2 separate regions of the Mus musculus genome follow, and region 1 is linked to region 2. Evidence: chromatin contacts called from ENCODE POLR2A ChIA-PET data. All regions are on one chromosome and are shown on one strand. The core of a region is the stretch at or near the end of the contact, and the rest is flanking DNA. Distances in the headings are between cores, read along the strand shown. Region 1 holds the start of Nr1d1 (nuclear receptor subfamily 1, group D, member 1). Region 2 holds the start of Casc3 (cancer susceptibility candidate 3).

What was found. ChIA-PET counts read pairs that join two places held with the same protein, here RNA polymerase II (POLR2A).
Region 1: POLR2A ChIA-PET joins it to region 2 with 49 read pairs in Patski. The contact joins the promoter of Nr1d1 here to the promoter of Casc3 in region 2. POLR2A ChIA-PET finds 5 or more read pairs at or near these places in 3 of 5 experiments (Patski and embryonic stem cell).

What each region holds. Positions count from the first base shown.
Region 1 is chr11:98,773,266-98,776,961 of GRCm38, reverse strand. Nr1d1 (nuclear receptor subfamily 1, group D, member 1) reads left to right here and starts at 1,585. Exons shown (of 8, transcript NM_145434.4): 1 at 1,585-2,244. The coding sequence starts at 2,214. Gm31862 (a long non-coding RNA gene) reads right to left here and starts at 1,551. Exons shown (of 4, transcript XR_880204.3): 1 at 1,148-1,551; 2 at 1-323.
Region 2 is chr11:98,808,417-98,812,230 of GRCm38, reverse strand. Casc3 (cancer susceptibility candidate 3) reads right to left here and starts at 2,423. Exons shown (of 14, transcript NM_138660.2): 1 at 2,140-2,423; 2 at 1,745-1,772; 3 at 1,296-1,333. The coding sequence starts at 2,367. Gm12359 (predicted gene 12359) reads left to right here and starts at 2,142. Exons shown (of 3, transcript NR_033551.1): 1 at 2,142-2,555.

The sequences.
Region 1 (3,696 bases), core at 336-2,835, 34 kb after region 2:
GCAGCTTCCTAGCTCTGGACCTAAGGGCCAGGGCAGCGGGAGAAATGCTTGCTCCCCCTCTTTTCCAAGCCCGTTAGGCACGAGGGAACAGGGCTAAAGTCTAACCTTCAGATGATCAGTGGTTAACCCGGTCAAGATCATTGACCTTAACATTCAGCTTTCTTTCTCCTTGGTACCCCTAATTCCAGCTTTGAGGGTCTCATGTTGTTTAAGTCTCAAATCACTGAGCTCAAAGTGGTCCTCCTGGCTCAGTTTCCCCGTATGCTTTTCTCTGACTCCAAGGTAGCTTGCTTCCCAGGATTCCCAGAACTCTCTGGAGCTTCCTAAGTGCAAGTAGAGAAAGACTTAAGGTTAAAAAAAAAAAAAAAAAAGCACCCCCCCTCCATCCCCAAGTGTAGAGATTACAGAGGACTTGGAGATAGGAGCAGGGTGGCTGGGGCTTACTCGACTGCTTGAAGATACGTGTCCATCTCTCTTTACAACCCAAGCCCCAGAGAACAGACCCCTTCCCCCAGGCCTCTGTGTTTCTCACTCCTGAGATGACTGCTGCTCTGAGAGAGATGCTAAGTGCTTCATGTGCTCATTTATCCGCCATCTCAGGGACGGGACGGTCACAAGAAATAAGCAGTGAATGCCTGACCTTGAGCCAGTCCCTGAGATGGCGGTCCCTTTTCTTCTTCAGTAAGAGGAGGGAAGATCCTCACTCCCTCCTCGCTTAGTAGGAGCTTGCTTTGCAGCTCAAGTCAGCTTCAAATTCACGACAGTCCTCCTACCTCAGCCTCTCAAGGACGGTGATTGCAGGCACGAGCCACTACACCCTGCCAATTCGGGGAGTTGAGGGGTGGGAGTTAAATGATCCTCATGTTCTCCCTAAACTGTGGGCTTCTTCTGCTATCATGAAGCCCTGCAGAGAGCAGACCCCCCTCTCTCTATGAGGACCTCAGAGCACTTTCCCTTTGTTCTCCTTTTTATTTCCCAGACAAAGGGAAATGACTCACCCCAAAGTCACTTGAGTGGGCAGTGTGGTGTCATATAAGCAAACAGGGAGTCCCTAGGGATATCCCCGTGCTATGCCAGTCCTACCCGTGGGGGCTGGGGTTAGGGTGAAGAAGAGAAAGGGGTTTTATTTACACTGCTTGTCGCCCACCTTGTCACCATAGCAAAAGATGCTTAAGTTCTTGATTTAAGGGAAATCTCTCCTCCCAGCTTGTCTTTCTCCCCCTAGTCACCACTAACCTCAGGGTGAGGTCAGTTCTCCAATCACGTGAAGCTCTCACGTTTGCTAGGTTTGCAGAAAGGGCCTTTTAGCTTTGATCTTCCACGGAGCAGTAAAGCTTGCCAGGCCCTCCCCAGGAATTCACATGCCCTTGCCATACAAGGCTTTCCAAACACGCCACCCTGACTCTTCAGAAAACCCCACCCCAGTCCACTTTCAGCTCCTCCCCGCTGCCAGCAAGCACTTTTGCAAAGCAGAAAAGGAATAGGCACACTCCACCTACATTGTCAGTAGACTACAAATCCCAACAATCCTGGCGGTGCGCAGGCGCACAGATCTCAACGTGCCGGCTGCTGGAAAAGTGTGTCACTGGGGCACGAGGCGCTCCCTGGAATCACATGGTACCTGCTCCAGTGCCGCGTGCGGCCCGGGAACCCTGGGCTGCTGGCGCCTGCGCAGAGCCCTCTGTCCCAGGGAAAGGCTCGGGCAAAAGGCGGTTGAGATTGGCAGAGTGAAATATTACTGCTGAGGAAACGTAGCAGGGCACACGTCTCTCTTTGCGTCCTGGTGCCTCATTTCTCCATCACCTACTTACTTCCTGGTTGCAGCTTCTCTTCCTTTGGGACTTTTGCACCCGGAGCTCCAGATTCATTACCCTGCTTCACTGCGGAGCCTTCAGGAGTGGCATCCGGTGCACTGCAGAGACCCGACTCTCCTTGCTACCTTATAGCCAGAACTGCTGCAGGCTGATTCTTCACACACACACTCTCTGCTCTTCCCATGCAAATCAGATCTCAGGTGCCTCAGCGTCCTACCCTTCTGGAGGGCTGCAGTATAGCCACCCCAAGACCTTACTGCTCAGTGCCTGGAATCCTGATTGCGAACTGCGGGGCTCACTCGTCTCCCTCAGCCATTGCCCAGGGGGCGAGAGAGGCCATCACAACCTCCAGTTTGTGTCAAGGTCCAGTTTGAATGACCGCTTTCAGCTGGTGAAGACATGACGACCCTGGACTCCAATAACAACACAGGTACTGAGATTCTTATCTTTGCTCTGTCACTGTCTCCATTTCCATCCAAGGCTTATGAGAGGAACTTTGTAAGGGATTGGGGATTCCCTCTGGCTGGTGTTTGTTACTGTGCTAAGATGAAAGCCACTAGGTAAGATTTCTAAAGAGGGTTATTACGGCTGGGAATGTGCCTAAAACGCATCACTAGCACCCCCTGAGTTCCCCTCAGTCCGAGAACGGATGAAATGGAGGGTGGATACCAGTGGCGAGTGGAAGAGTTTAGGGAGACTCAGCATTTTGAAGCAGTCTCTGGACACGTCCCCATTTGCCCACTCCTTGCAGCTATAGTATGCCTGTCTCTTTTCCCTTTTCTACAGTTCTAGCCTACTTCCAGGTAGTCTTGGGAAGTGGGGCGATCCGGGCTGGTGGGTTTGCGTGACTGGGTCAGAGTTCACAGGGGAATCCTCAGCGGCAGTGGGGAGCTTCATTTGAGGAGTCGGGTGCTTGGGACTCATCTCCAGGCAGGGCACCCACAGCGACTTAGCCTGGGGAGGGCTCACATGGCTGCAGAGCCGGGCCCACGTGCTGCATTTGTTTTCATTCAGTAGAAGCCGTGGCCGCCATCTCATTGGTCATTGCCTCCCGGCCTCGTTACATAATGAGCTCCGCCCCTCAAGTTGCCGGAGCAACGCTTGTCGCCTTCTCTCCTCCCCTCAGTTGTCCCGGCCCAGCTTGGTTTTAGGGCCAGCCTACGACCCAGGACGCCCGGGAGGGGCGGGGCGAGGGCGGGGTTTTCCTTGCGACAGAAGGGAAGCGGAGAAGGCGGTGCTTCGAGTTCCGGGGTTCCTCGTTGGGGTGCCACGTGCGAGGGGCACACGTGGAGTGGGGACGTGAGGCCAGCTGAGGGCCAGGCTCCCGCCCCGCCCTTCTCCGCCTAGATCTGGGTGAAGCTGGGCTGACTCACCGCCCCCGCCTGGCTTCTTTTCCTCTCAGACTGCCTGGCCCTTACCCTCTATGACCGAGACTTGAGTAATATGGGGGCACCCCTGACTTGTTTGGCCTCAAGTTTATACGTCCCAGCTAAACCTCACACCAGATTATTCTTATACCCCTTTATTCTAATCATGCCTACATTCATTTTCTGCATTCAGACTCACTTTTCCATGTTCCAAAGTTTACTGTTCTCCGAGTATGACTTTGCATGCCATGAATGTCTTCTCCCCCCCAAACAGGAATACCTTAGAATCAAGGTTGACAACGTACTACTTTGTGTCGTCGCCCAGGGTTTTTTCCCCCCACTCATAGAAAGGAAAACTGAGACCAAGAGACAAGAGTTGATTTCCTCTATATTGGAAAGCTAATCGGTAGCAATACACATCTAGATGGAGAGCTAGGGTCTTTTGAGCATTGCCCATCACTTCAAAGTTGGAAGACTTTTTTTTTTAGTGACTTTCTCATGCCCTCTTTCAGGAT
Region 2 (3,814 bases), core at 1,174-3,673:
ATTTTGTCAAATTAATTTCTGTGCCACGTGTTTTTGTTTCCTTGGCCTAGTGTATTGTTTTTTTTTTTCTTTCTTTTTTTTTTTTAAAGGCACGGTTTCTCTGTGTAGCCCTAGTTATCCTGGAACTCACTCTGCAGACCAGGCAAGCCTGGAACTCAGAAATCCACCTGCCTCTGCCTCCCAAGTGCTGGGATTAAAGGCGTGCACCACCACGCCCGGCTGTATTGTCTTCTTTTATGCAACTTCTTAAAACAGGACTTCTGAAATAATGCTTACTGTTACCTCCTTAAGTGTAATAAGGCAAGACAGTCAAAATTCCACAATATTTATAAGATAAGGGCTAAGGCAGAACACTCCGCGGTAGCACACTTTTCTTGCATGTATTGACCTGTAGGCTCACCCTGCAGCATCAAAAAACAAAGAAATCCCAACCTAAATAATACAACAAGCACAGTCACAAACCAAACCCTTGGTCCACCATCTGCTTCTTCCTGAATGCAACCTATCTCTAAAACACAGAACACGAGTCTGTTCAACCAATCCTGCACAAAATAACTAACTCCATGACAATGTCATTCTGACAGTATCTACAGCTACCATCCAATCAAAACAAAGTTCACAATATGTTTTCTGATTTGGAAAACATTACCACAGATACCAAAAAACTCTAGCTATAAAATAAAGGATGCAGTTTTTTTGTTTGTTTGTTTGTTTGTTTGTTTTGTTTTGTTTTTCGAGACAGGGCTTCTCTGTATAGCCCTGGCTGTCCTGGGACTCACTCTGTAGACCAGGCTGGCCTCGAACTCGGAAATCTGCCTGCCTCTGCCTCCCAATTGCTGGGATTCAAGGCATGCACCACCACGAAGGATGCGTTTTTGCACAAACTATTCAGAATTCTGTCCTTCCAAGATTTCAAAATCATGCATGCATGAGGAGCCAGTCAAGTGGCTGTCTTCTCAATCCAGACATATAAAGGACCCTGTCCAACACCTTGTAAAGGATTTCAGCATCGTATTCTCTGACTCACAAACTCACTTTCTTTACTGAGAATAAATCAACTAAGTGTAACCTGTCCCTTCAAGAGGTGTGGCTTCAAGTTGCAGTCATTAACCGGGCAAGGCTGGAATTAAAGACATGTGCCACCATCACCAGACTTCTAACAGACTTTTAAAAGCACACGAGAAGAATGTATAAGAGAAGCAAGTCAGGGAATTTTTGTACCACACAGCTAGAGGTTTTTTTAAAGAGACATTTTCTGACTTACGCCATAAGGAAAAAGAATCTATCACACTCACTTCTGAATCTTCTGCACTTTCATAATCGGAAAGAACAGCTGAAAGGAAAAGACAAATTATGTGATATGTAATAACATAAACGTTTGTTACTACATTTCTGACAGTTCGTTTTGGGCCAGGCAAACATCCTCACTTAATTTGTGGACGCAGCAACTTTCTGGGGCAGATAAAATTATAGTTTCTGTTGACAGATGGAGAACTTTGGGACCACACTGACGAAAAACTATGCTGTTGTCAGGTGTTATTCTAAGTCACCACAGTGCACTCAATCTGTCACCTTCCAAAAAGGAACCAAACCAAACAAGCATGCTCATCATCACCATGACACAAACGCCACTCCCGGGGAACGCTCTCCAAAAACCCCTAACAAACCGAGAAAGACCCAGTGTAAGATATACATGGCCTTAATTTACATCCACAAGAATTCAAGATAAAGTAAAATTACTCACCATCTCCTTCCATGCCATCTTCACTCTCCTGGGAGGAAGAAGATCACACAGGTTAGAGTTGGTGATTTCCAGACGCGGGGAGCCCACCCGCAGATAACCGTGAGGGACGACTGAAGAATCAACACAGATGGTTGGGTAGGAATATGGGGCAAGATAAATCTTCAGAAGTCACATCGAGAATGGCGGTTCTCTACATCCCAGCCCCAGTTTCCGTGTAAACATTGCACGCCCTGAGCTCAGAAACCACCCAGTCCTCCTTCCCCGGGGCTCTGGGTGGATGCAGATTCGCAGCGGGACAACCTTTCTTTCCCTCTAAGAGGAGGCCCGGCATCTCACAGCATCTCCAGCCCGCCCCCTGCCGGGTCGCCGCCCTGGACCGCCCGCCGCTCACTCACACACTCAGACTCCTCGGCGCTCTTGGCGCCCCCGCTCTCCACCCGCCGCAGGTGAAGGCCCCCGCCGCGGCCGCCGCGCTGAGAAGGCAGCGAGCCACTGCCGCCGCCTCCGACGCTCCCGCTGCAGCTGCCGCCGCCCCGCGCCGGAGAGCCGCTGTCGGAACCCGAAGCCCCGGATTCCTCGTCCTCCGTGTCCTGGGAAGCGCGCTGCCGCCGCCGGTCCGCCATCTTACGGAGAACGGCCACCGCTGGTCAGCTCCTTACGCACCACGCCCGCCGCGGAGGCTGCCGGGAAGCTCGAGACTCCGGAGTCCCAGCGTGCTTCACGTCCAGGGAGGGCCGCCCTTCTTTCCGCGGGGCGGGGCCTGCACCCTGCGGCACGTTTTCTGGAGAGCGAGATGACGTCTGTCGGTGATGTAAGGAGGCGTGGCCTAGCGCTTTATTTCCCCACACCCCCACACCCCTAGCCCCGGCGGGCGGAGGGCGCCTGGGAGCGGGGCTATTGCATCCTCTTCGGGTTCTTAGCTCGGCCATCTTGGACTTTCCTTGGGGAGGGTTTCGAGCTCTTCTAGCTCCAGTGCGACGTTGGAGCAATTGCATGATTTTCGTTTTCCATTGCTCGCTTTCCCCTGAATTCTATACAGAACATTTTACTGTATTCCTTCGCATGGTTAAAAATCACGAGTCCAGGTGAAAAAGCCTTTAGTCCTGCGTCAGTTGCCAGCTCTTCACCTCAGTCTAAATTTAGGGGAAAGGAGAAACTGCAGTGGGGACAGAACTTAGTATTGCGGTGTTTCCTGGGTGTATTCAAAATCTCCTTTCTCCATGTGTCTTCCTAACCTAGTTATCTCATTTTGAGAACTGAAGGTTGGAAGGACACTAGTCTTACTATGCTTTTAAAACATCAGAGCTGGATCACCCTTGACTAGTTAAGAGGCTAGTTTTGGACCCTCTCTGCCCCTTCAATGTCTCGAGGTATTAGTTTCAAATCCTGGTGCATTGTTACTCTACAGAGAATGCTTTGGGTATGCATTTATCAGCAGTGAAAGAAAACTCAGCACAACTACCTTGCAGCAACATATAGTTTGTAAGCTAATTTATTACTGCATATTGTTAATATACATCAAATAGATGAGTTAAGAGGACTCTGAGCTGTTTTCATAAATAGCTAAAGGTCCCCACTGCTTACCAGATCTATAAACAGTATGAGACTCCAAGGAATCATGACTGTCTGCAGGGACTGATTCAACTGGTGACAGGTGGCCAAATGTATCATGGAGTTCAGCTCCAGAAACAACTGCCTGAACTCAAAATGGAGGATGCATGATTTAATAAGTGTGAAAGGCATAAGAATCTTATCCATCACAATCTAAAATGGTGCAGCAAGACTGCCAAGTTGAGTGTCTAAATAAGGACAAGGATAGCATGCCACTTTGTCCTTTAGTTGTTTGGTCGGAATCCAGCTTGGGATGTTTTTTTTCTTTTTTCTTTTTTTTTTTTTTTTTTAAGAAAATCTATGACCTCAAGCTAGCCTTTTCATCACTCGGGACCCACCAGCTTCAGCCTCCCCAGATGCAGGCTATGAGGGGACAATACCTGTAATCCTGCTCTGGATCCTACTTTCTTTTGTTTTTTGAGACAGGGTCTCATGGAAGCTAGGCTGATCTTGAACCTG